2 separate regions of the Homo sapiens genome follow, and region 1 is linked to region 2. A link is an interaction called in ENCODE POLR2A ChIA-PET data of the cell type or tissue named here. Cell type or tissue: OCI-LY7. All regions are shown on one strand. Region 1 has its middle 28 kb from the start of CTRB2. Region 2 overlaps WDR59 (WD repeat domain 59).

Evidence for each region. Peaks named below come from ENCODE experiments on the same cell type or tissue, not always from the same donor. Only the 100,000 strongest peaks of a DNase experiment are listed, where the experiment ranks them.
Region 1: POLR2A ChIA-PET joins it to region 2 with 5 read pairs; 2 of 35 experiments call an interaction of 5 or more read pairs at or near these places.

Annotation. Positions count from the first base shown.
Region 1 is chr16:75,176,770-75,181,769 of GRCh38, forward strand. No RefSeq gene overlaps it. Among named protein-coding and RNA genes, the nearest start is that of CTRB2, 28 kb to the right of the region's middle. In OCI-LY7, no CTCF peak of the experiment used is centred here; no DNase peak of the experiment used is centred here.
Region 2 is chr16:74,866,413-74,871,412 of GRCh38, forward strand. It overlaps WDR59 (WD repeat domain 59), which reads right to left. Exons shown (of 26, transcript NM_030581.4): 26 at 4,950-5,000. Among named protein-coding and RNA genes, the nearest start is that of FA2H, 94 kb to the left of the region's middle. RefSeq lists a silencer at 1-93. In OCI-LY7, a CTCF peak has its summit at 3,479 (motif pointing left); a DNase peak (open chromatin) is centred at 2,229; H3K4me3 peaks cover 830 bases; H3K27ac peaks cover 1,503 bases.

The DNA.
Region 1 (5,000 bases), 310 kb after region 2:
GGAGGGAGGAAGTGGGGAGGGAAGGGAAAAGAGGAATAGGAAGGGGAATAGGGGGTGGAAGCAGGGGAGGAAGGCAGGGAGAAAGGAAGATATAAACTGTACAAATCTGGGAAAATATGTGAATATCCAGGTATAGGAAGGTGAAAGGATTGAATCTGACTGGAGACCTAACAAGACTACAGGAGTACATGTTAAACTGTCAAAGAGAAGATCCTGAAAACAGCAAGAGAAATAAAGCAAATGACTTATGGGAGCTTCAATAAGGCTAGCAGTGGATTTCCAAACAAATCTTACAGGCTATGAAGAGAGTGGGATGACATATTCAAACTGCTGAAGGAAAAAAAAATGCTGACCAAGAATACTGTATCCAGCAAATCTGTCCTGAAATAAAGGAGCAATAAGAACTTTGCTAGACAAACCAAAGCTGAGGAAGTTCATTACCACCAGACCTATCTTTCAAGAAATACTAAAGGGAACTGGGCACGGTGGCTCATGCCTGTTATCCCAGCACTTGTGGGAGGCCAAGGCGGGCAGATAACTTGAGGTCAGGAGTTCAAGACCAGCTTGGCAACATGGTGAAACGCTGTCTCTACTAAAAATACAAAAATTAGCTGTGCATGGTGGTGCATGCCTGTAATCCCAGTTACTTGGGAGGCTGAGACAGGAGAATTGCTTGAACCCAGGAGGTGGAGGTTGCAGTGAGCCAAGATTGTGCTACTGCACTTCAGCCTGGGTGACAGAAAGAAACTTTGTCTCAAAAAAACTAATCAACAAATAATAGCTATAAAATGTTGAGGGATACACACTATAAAAAGATGTAAATTGTGACATTAAAAACATAAAATGTGGAAAGGGGTAGAGAACATGTAGTTTGGTTTACAATCAAAGTTGTTATCTACTTAAAATATCCTATGATAACTATATTTTCTGTAAGCCTTATGCTAACCACAAAGCAAAAAATCTATAGTAGATACACAAAAGATTTTAAAAAAGAAATCAAAGCATACCACCAAAGAAAATCACGTCATTACAAGTAAGAAAGCAAAAGGGAAAGAAAGGAACAAAGGATCTAGGAAAGAAGCAATTAACAAAATGGCAATAGTGGGCCCTTGGCTATCAGTAATTACCTTAAATACAAATGGATTAAATTCCTTGGTTAAAAGAGTGGCTGAGTAAAATTTTTGAAGACCCATTTATATGCTGCCTATAAGAAACTCACTTCACCTTTAAGGTCATATATATACTGAAAGTGAAAGGATGGAAAAAGTATTCCATGGAAATGGAAACCGAAAGAGTAGGGATAGCTATACTTAAATCAGATAAACTAGATTTTAAGTCAAAAATTGTGACACAAAGGTCATTATATGACAAACGTGTCAATTTATCAAGAAGATATACCTCTAAATTTATATACATTCAACATCTGAGCACCTAAATATATAAAGCAAATATTAATAGACCTGAAGGGAGAGAGAGAGACTGTAACATAATATCAGTAGAAGACTTCAATACCCTACTTTCAGCAACAGACAGATCATCCAGACAGAATCAGTAAGGAGATGTAAACTACAGCTTAGACCAAATGGACCTAAGAGACATACACAGAATTTCCATCCAATAGCAGCAGCATACACATTCTTCTCAAGCACACAAGGAACTTCTCTAGGATAGGATGTATATTAGGCCACAAAACAAATCTTAAATTTAAGATTATATCAAGTATTTTTTTCCTACCACAGTGGTATAAAAATAGAAATCAGTAATAGGAAGAATTTTGAAAAATGCACGAATATGTGGAAATTAAACAACATGCTCCTAATCAGTGGGTCAGATAAGAAATTTAAAAACATCTTGAGACAGGCTGGGCGCGGTGGCTCACGCTTGTTATCCCAGCACTTTGGGAGGCTGAGGCGGGTGGATCACGAGGTCAGGAGATAGAGACCATCCTGGCTAACACGGTGAAACTTCATCTCTACTAAAAAATAAAAAAGTACAAAAAATTGCCCGGCGTGCCTGACACATGCCTGTAATCCCAGCTAGTTGGGAGGCTGAGACAGGAGAATTGCTTGAACATGGGAGGCAGAGGTTGTAGTGAGCCAACATCGCGCCACTGCACTCCAGCCTGGGTGACAGAGTGAGACTTGGTCTCCAAAAAAAAAAAAAAAAAAAAAAAAAAAAGTCTTGAGACTAATGAAAACAGAAACACAACATACCAAAATTTATGGGATTCATGCAGTGAGCTGAGATCGCACCACTGCACTCCGGCCTGGGTAACAGAGGGAGACTGCATCTCAAAAAAAAAAAAAAAAAAATTTATAGGATTCACTAAAAGCAGTTCTAAGAGATGTTTATAGCAATAAATGCCTATATCAAAAGAGAACAAATAATGCTATACCTCAAAGAACTAGAAAAAGCAGCCCAAAGTTAGAAGAAAATATCAGAACAGAAATAAATTATTCATGGATTTATTCATTCATTTCTTAGAAAAAGACAACAGGAAAAAAACCTTAAGAATTTTTTAAGATAAAATTGGAAAACTTTTAGGTAGAGTAAGAAAAAAGACAACTCAAAATCAGAAATGAAAGCTGAAGTGTTACAACTGATACCACAGAAATACGAAGGATTAGAATACCATGAACAATTATACATCAACAAATTAGAGAACCTAGAAGAAACGGATAAATTCCTAAACACATACAAACTACCAACACTGAATCATGAAGAAACAGAAAAACCAATAGGCTGGGCGTGGTGACTCACGCCTGCAATCCCAGCACTTTGGGAGGCCGAGGCGGGTGGATTACTTGAGGTCAGGAGTTTGAGACCAGCCTGGGCAAGATGGTGAAACCCCATCACTACTAAAAATACAAAAATTAGCCAGGCGTGGTGGCGGGCAACTGTAATCCCCCCTACTTTGGAGGCTGAGGCAGGAGAATTGCTTGAACCCAGGAGGCAGAGGTTGCAGTGAACCGAGATCGCACACTGCACTCCAGTCTGGGCAATAGAGTGAGACTCGGGTAGGGGGGGTGGGTGGGGAAAAGGCCAGGCACAGTGGCTCATGCCTGTAATCCCAGCACTTTGGGAGGCTGAGGTAGGCGGATTACCTGAGGTCAGGAGTTCAAGACCAGCCTGGCCAACATGACGAAACCCTGTCTCTACCAAAAATACAAAAATTAGCCGGGCATGGTGGCGGGCATCTGTAATCCCAGCTACTTGGGAGACTGAGGCAGGGAGAATCATTTGAACCCGGGAGGCAGAGGTTGCAGTGAGCCAAGATTGTGCCATTGCACTCTAGCCTGGGTGACAGAATGAGACTCCATTTCAAAAACAACATCAACAACAAACTCAGTAAGAGGCTGAATTACAAATCCATCAAAGAAAAGCGCAGGACTTAATGGTGTCAGTACTGAGTTCTACTTAACATTTAAAGAACTAATACCAATTCTTTTCAAACTCATCCAAAAAAATTGAACAAGGGGGAACACCTTCAAACTTATTTTATGAAGCCAGCATTACCCTGATACCAAAGCCAGACAAGGGCACTGGAAGAAAAAAAAAAATTACAGGCCAGTATCCCTGATGAACATAGATGCAAAAACCCTCAACAAAATACCAGCAAACCAAATTCAACAGCACATTGAAAGACAATTCACTATGATCAAGTGGGATCTATCCCAGGGATGTAAGGATGTTTCAACATACACAAGTCTATAAATGTGATCTACCACATTAACAGTATGAAGGACAAAATCTATTCTGATCACCTTAATAGATGCAGAAAAAGCATTTGACAAAACTCAACATCTTTTCATAATAAAAACTCTCAAAATAGATATAGAAAGAATGTACCTCAGCACAAGGCAGGCCATATATGACAAGCCCACAGCTAACATACTTAATAGTGAACAGTTGGAAGCTTTTTATCTGGCTGGGCACAGTGGCTAACACCTGTAATCCCAGTCCCTTGGGAGTCCAAGGCAGGCGGATCACTTGAGGTTAGGAGTTCAATACCAGCCTGGCCAACATGGCGGAACCCTGTCTCTACTAAAAATACAAAAATTAGCCAGGTGTGGTGGTGCAGCCCTGTAATTCCAGCTACTTGGGAGACTGAGGCAGGAGAATTGCTTGAACCTGGGAGGCAGAGGTTGCAGTGAGCCAAGATGGAGCCACTGCACTCCAGCCTGGGCAACAGAGTGAGTCTGTGTCAAAAAAAAAAAAAAAAAAAAAAAAAAAAGAGAAAGCTTTTCATCTACTATCAGGAACAAGACAAGAATGTCCACTCTCACTACTTCTATTCAACACAGTATTGGAAGTCCTAGCCAGAACAGTTAGGCAAGAGAAAAAAATGAGGCTTCCAGACGGGAAAGAAAGAAGGTAAATTGTCCATGTTTGCAGATGCTATGATCTCATATAGAAAACCTTAAAGAGTCCACCAGAAAACTTTCAGGACTAATGAATGAATGAAGTTGCAGGATACAAAAATCAACGTACAAAAATCAGTAGTGTTTTATATAAACAATGACCTATCTATACAAGAAGTCAGTAAGACAATCCCATTTACAATGGCTACACAAAGTTAAATACTTAGGAATAAATTTAACCAAGGAGATGAAAGACTGGTACACCAAAAACTGTAAGACGCAGATAAAAGAAACTGAAGATACAATTAAATGGAAAACTATCCTGTGTTCCTGGATTGGAGGAATATTGTTAAAATGTTCACACTGTCCAAAGCAATCTACAGGTTCAATGCAATGCCTATCAAAATTCCAATTATATTTTCCACAGAGATAGAAAAAACAATCCTAAAACTTGTATGTAACCACAAAAGACCCCAAATACCCAAAGCAGTCTTGAACAAAAAGAACAAAGCTTGAGGCTTCATACTAACTGTATCAGTGCATTCTCACACTGCTATAAAGAACTACCTGACACTGGGCAATTTATGAAAAAAAGTTTAATTGACTCACAGTTCCACAAGCTTAACAAGAAGCATGACT
Region 2 (5,000 bases):
CATTTGCCTACTGCCCAGACAGAGCCCATTTATCAAGACAGGGGAACTGTAATAGAGAAAGAATTTAATTGGCACAGAGCTGGTTGAACAGCAGACTGAGGTTTTATTACTTAAATCAGTCTCTCCAAAATCTCAGAGCCTAGGGTTTTTCAAGGATAGTTTGGCAGGCCAAGGTGCTGCTGATTAGTTGGGGGTGCAATCCTAGGGGTGTGGAACATGGTCCTTGTGCATGCTGAGTCTGCTTCTGGGTGGGGTCACAGGACTGGTTGGCTGGTAGGAACGGACCCATCAATAGTCAGAAATGCAAAAACCTGAAAAGATGGCCAGGCCTGGTGGCTCACGCCTGTAATCCCAGCACTTTGGGAGGCTGAGGCAGGCGGATCACTTGGTCAGGAGTTGGAAACCAGCCTGGCCAATTTTTGTATGTTTAGTCTCTATTAAAAATACAAAAATTAGGCTGGGTGCAGTGGCTCATGACTGTAATCCCAGCACTTCGGGAGGCCAAGGCGGGTGGATCAAGAGTTCAGGAGTTCGAGACCAACCTGACCAACATGGTGAAACCCCGTCTCTACTAAAAATACAAAATTAGCTGGGCGTGGCAGCATGTGCCTGTAATCCCAGCTACTGGGGAGGCTGAGGCAGGAGAATCGCTTGAACCCGGTAGGCAGAGGTTGCAGTGAGCCAAGATCGTGCCACTGCACTCCAGCCTGGGCGACAGAGTGAACCATCTCAAAAAAAAAAAAAAAAAAGAAAAAGAGTCATGTGGAAGGTAACCTTCTGGGGTTGGCTTTTTTTCACTCAGCGTAATTCGCTTGAGAGTCATCTAGATTGCTATGTGTATCTGATGATATAGGAGTGAAGAAGAAATTACTAAGGCAGATAGTGAGGGTATGGGAGTCCTCAGTAAGGTTTCCTTTTTAATGAAAAGCAGCTCCCAAATCATTTTGTTTTCTAATAAAGAGCAGCCTGTAGAATCGAGCTGCAGACATAGATAAGCAAACTAGAAGCTTGCACAGGTGAATGCCGGCAGCTGTGCCAATAAAAAAAAGCTACCTGGGACTAGGCATATTCAACATGGCGGCTCCATCTTCCCTTCTCTTTGCCAAACCACGCATACAGTAAGGAAGAGACAGCATGGCGCCAGCCAGGCAAAGACCCCATCTCCATAATAAGATTACGGTGGGGTGCCCAGCTTCCTCTTGTGCTAAACGTCACACCTGGTCCACCCTATCCGTGGGCGCTACGTAAATCAGACACTGCCTCCTCAATCCTGTCTATAAAATCTGCTGCACTCAGCCTCGGGCCAGAATTCCCACTCAGGTGCCCCTCTCTCTCGCAGGAGAGAGAGCTATTCTCTCTTCTCCTTCTTTCGCCTATTGAACCTCCGCTCTTAACCTCACCCCATGTGTGTCCGTGTCCTTGATTTCCTTGGCATGAGGCAATGACATGCCAAGACACGCCCGGGACCACAACACCGCTTCATTTCTGGGGTTCATTCCCTTTTATTGCTGAGTAGCATTCCGCAGGACAGAGGCTAGAGTCTGTTTAACCATTCGCCTACTGAAGGACACGTAAGAGAATTTCAGTTTGGGGCTATTAAAATCTGCCGTTTTAGTCTTTGTTTTCTGTTTATTTCCTGTGTTTCTTGTTCTTCTGTTTCTTTTGTCTTGCCTTCCTGTGGGTAGAAAGACTTGCCCTCACATATAAGCTCCTATGCTTTTTTTTCTTTTTGAATACATATTTTTAAAATACAGAGATAGGATCTCACTATGTTGCCCAGACTGGTCTGGAACTCCTGGGCTAAAGTGATCTGCCCACCTCGGCCTCCCAAGTGCTGGGATTACAGGCGTGAGCCACCGTGCCCAGCCTCCTGTGCTTTTGCTTAACTCTAGCTGCTTTCTCTCCCTGGGAAGCAGCGCTGAGGCTCCCTATACCTTCTTCATAAGGAGATGGCTTTCACCTCGTTTTGGCTTGTGTCTGTGTTTTTCTGATTTGTGAAAATAAAAATAAGCCCTACTTATGGAAATCATATGGAATCAAGGCAGACAGAACAAAATAGTAACAATATTTAAAGTGCTTCTATAATTAGAAAAAACAATCAAGATATAAAAATCTTTTCTTAAAAATGTGTGGGTCAGATAGACCTGAGTGTGAGTTGAGACACTGCTTTCCTTTTCTGGGTGTGCTACTGTGATTTAAAAAGAAACGTATATCCGGTCTCTGCCCTGGTTCCTGACATAGAACTCCTCAACCCTGTCATTTCCTGAGCAATAGGGCTGCTATTTAGTCTTTGATCCGGGTTCCTAACACAGCTCCTACGACCTTTGTAATTTCCTGAGTGATGAGTGTCTGACACAAAGCTACTAAATCCCTTGGAATTTTGTGAGAGGAACAGCTTTTGTTCTAATGAGTGGGCTCTTCGTGGGCTCCCGGACAGCCTCAGGATGGGGGCTGGTTGCCAGGGGAACCAACCCTGTGTGACTGTCCAATGTATCTCTTCATCTGGCTGCCCACCTGTATCCTTTGTAAGACCCTTTATAATACATAAGTAGCGAGGTGCAGTGGCGTGCAGTGGCTCATGCCTGTAATCCCAGCACTTTGGGAAGCTGAGGCAGGAGGACTGCTTGAGCCCACGAGTTCAAGACCAGCCTGGGCAACATAGACTCCATTTCAATTAAAAAAAAAAAAAAAAAAAAAAAAAGGAAAGAAATTCGGCACGTCTCCTAGTGAAACCTGAGTAGGATGTCATTGGAACCCCCAGTTTAGAGCCGGTAGGTCAGAAGGCACAGGTCACACAACCTAGGACTTGAGACTGGCATCTGAAGTGGGGGGCAGCGTTGTGGGGGTGAGCCCTCAGCCTGTGGGATCTGACACCATCTCCAGGTAGATGGCGTTACAACCTGGGACTTGAGACTGGCATCTGAAGTGGGGGGCAGCACAGGCTCCACTAAAAAACTCTACACAGCACCCCCAATGCCATGCTGTCTTGTCCTTGGCACGGTCCTTCCCTGTGCCCTCCCGCTCTTCCTCATTGAAAACACCCTTCATATGAACTCAGCCAAACCCCTGTCCTCTGTGCAGTCTTGGCCCTTGGTGGAGTTCCTTCTTTCCTCGGAGGCCAACAGCACATTTTGGTGTAAGCACTTACATGTTTAAGTTTCCTACTAGACTCCGCCTCCAGCAGGCCAGAGACCACATTCTGTATGGTTCATCTTTGCCCAAGTGTCTATTCTCATGTCCAGTACTTGATGAATTGTATCAGACCTTCTCAGACTTGAGGAAGAAATACTAAATTAGTGATATTGTGGCGACATAAACTTGCCAATGTGACAGAATGCCAACATGGGAGATTTAGTTCTGATTCTGACAAAGCCATTAGATTCTAAGAAGGATGCAGAAAGCCAAGTGTGTTTCCCCCACGCCCAGGACCCGCCACTGGATGCGTGAATCATACCCCATGGCTGGCGCCACCTTGAGGCTGGGCACGCAAAGATGAGCCATAAAAAAGAGGGTGTGATTTGTCACCCTGTTTGCTGAACTATTTTGCCACAATTAGCAAAACCAACCCTTTAAGAAATTGTTCAGGGGCCAGGCATGGTGGCTTATGCCTGTAATCCCAGCACTTTGGGAGGCCGAGGCGGGCAGACCACTTGAGGTCAGGAGTTGGTGACCAGCCTGGGCAACATGGTGAAACCCCGTCTCTACTAAAAATACAAAAAAAATTAGCCGGGTGTGGTGGCGCACGCCTGTAATCACAACTACTCAGGAGGCTGAGGCACAAGAATCACTTGAACCTGGGAGATGGAGGTTGCAGTGAGCAGACATCACATGTGCCACTACACTCCAGCCTGGGCAACAGAGAGAGACTCCATCTCAAAGACCCCGACACTAGGGTGGCTATAGCCTAGGTCCTCTCCTGAGTTCCTGCTGCACTAAACCATTAAAAAGGAGCTGGCTTTCTCCCCAATCCTACCAGCCACCCAGGGAACCACTGAGTAAGGGAACGAGCTCCCAGTAGGTGAACTTGGCGTCTTCAGACTGAATGCATTTTTGTATTAAATTAAACAAAACATTGTTGGCTGGGCACGGTGGCTCACGTCTGTAATCCTAGCACTTTGGGAGGCCAAGGCGGGCAGATCACTTGAGGTCAGCAGTTTGAGACTGGCCTGGCCAACATGGTGAAACCCCGTCTCTATTGAAAATACAAAAAACAGCTGGGCATGGTGGCACACGCCTGTAATCCCAGCTACTCAAGAGGCTGAGGCAGAAGAATCGCTTGAACCTCGGAGACAGAGACTGCAGTGAGCTGAGATCGCACCACTGCACTCCAGCCTGGGTGACAGAGCAAGACTTTGTCTCAAAAAAAAAAAATTGTTAAAGCAACATCAATTCTATCTATGTGACATTACCAAAGAAAGCATTATACCATTTGTGTCTTGGGGGGGTTAGGGACAGGGACAAATAGTCAACCTGGTGGTTGCCCTGAGGCTCGCCCCTTCCCCCATCCTTTCCAGTATCCTGCCTGAGCAACCTTTTGTTTCTGGTGCACAAATACGACTGCTGGGCCTGTTTTCTTGCAAAGGTACTTTCAAACATAGCTTGTATTGCCTTTATTCATTTTTTTTTTTTGAGACGGAGTTTTGCTTTGTCACCCAGGCTGCAGTGCAGTGGCACAATCTCGGCTCACTGCAACCTCCGCCTCCCGGGTTCAAGCGATTCTCCTGCCTCAGCCTCCTGAGTAGCTGGGATTACAGGCAACCGCCACCACACCCGGAAAATTTTTGCATTTTTCGTAAAGACAGGGTTTCGCCATGTTGGCCAGGCTGGTCTTGAACTCCTGACCTCAGGTGATCCACCCACCTCGGCCTCCCAAAGTGCTGGCATTACAGGCGTGAGCCACCCCACTTGGCCTTGTATTGCTCTTAAAAACAAATAAACAAACAAAAGACTCAGGTGCTTGTAATCATCTATTCTGCGGCTGAGAGAATATCGGCCATGGC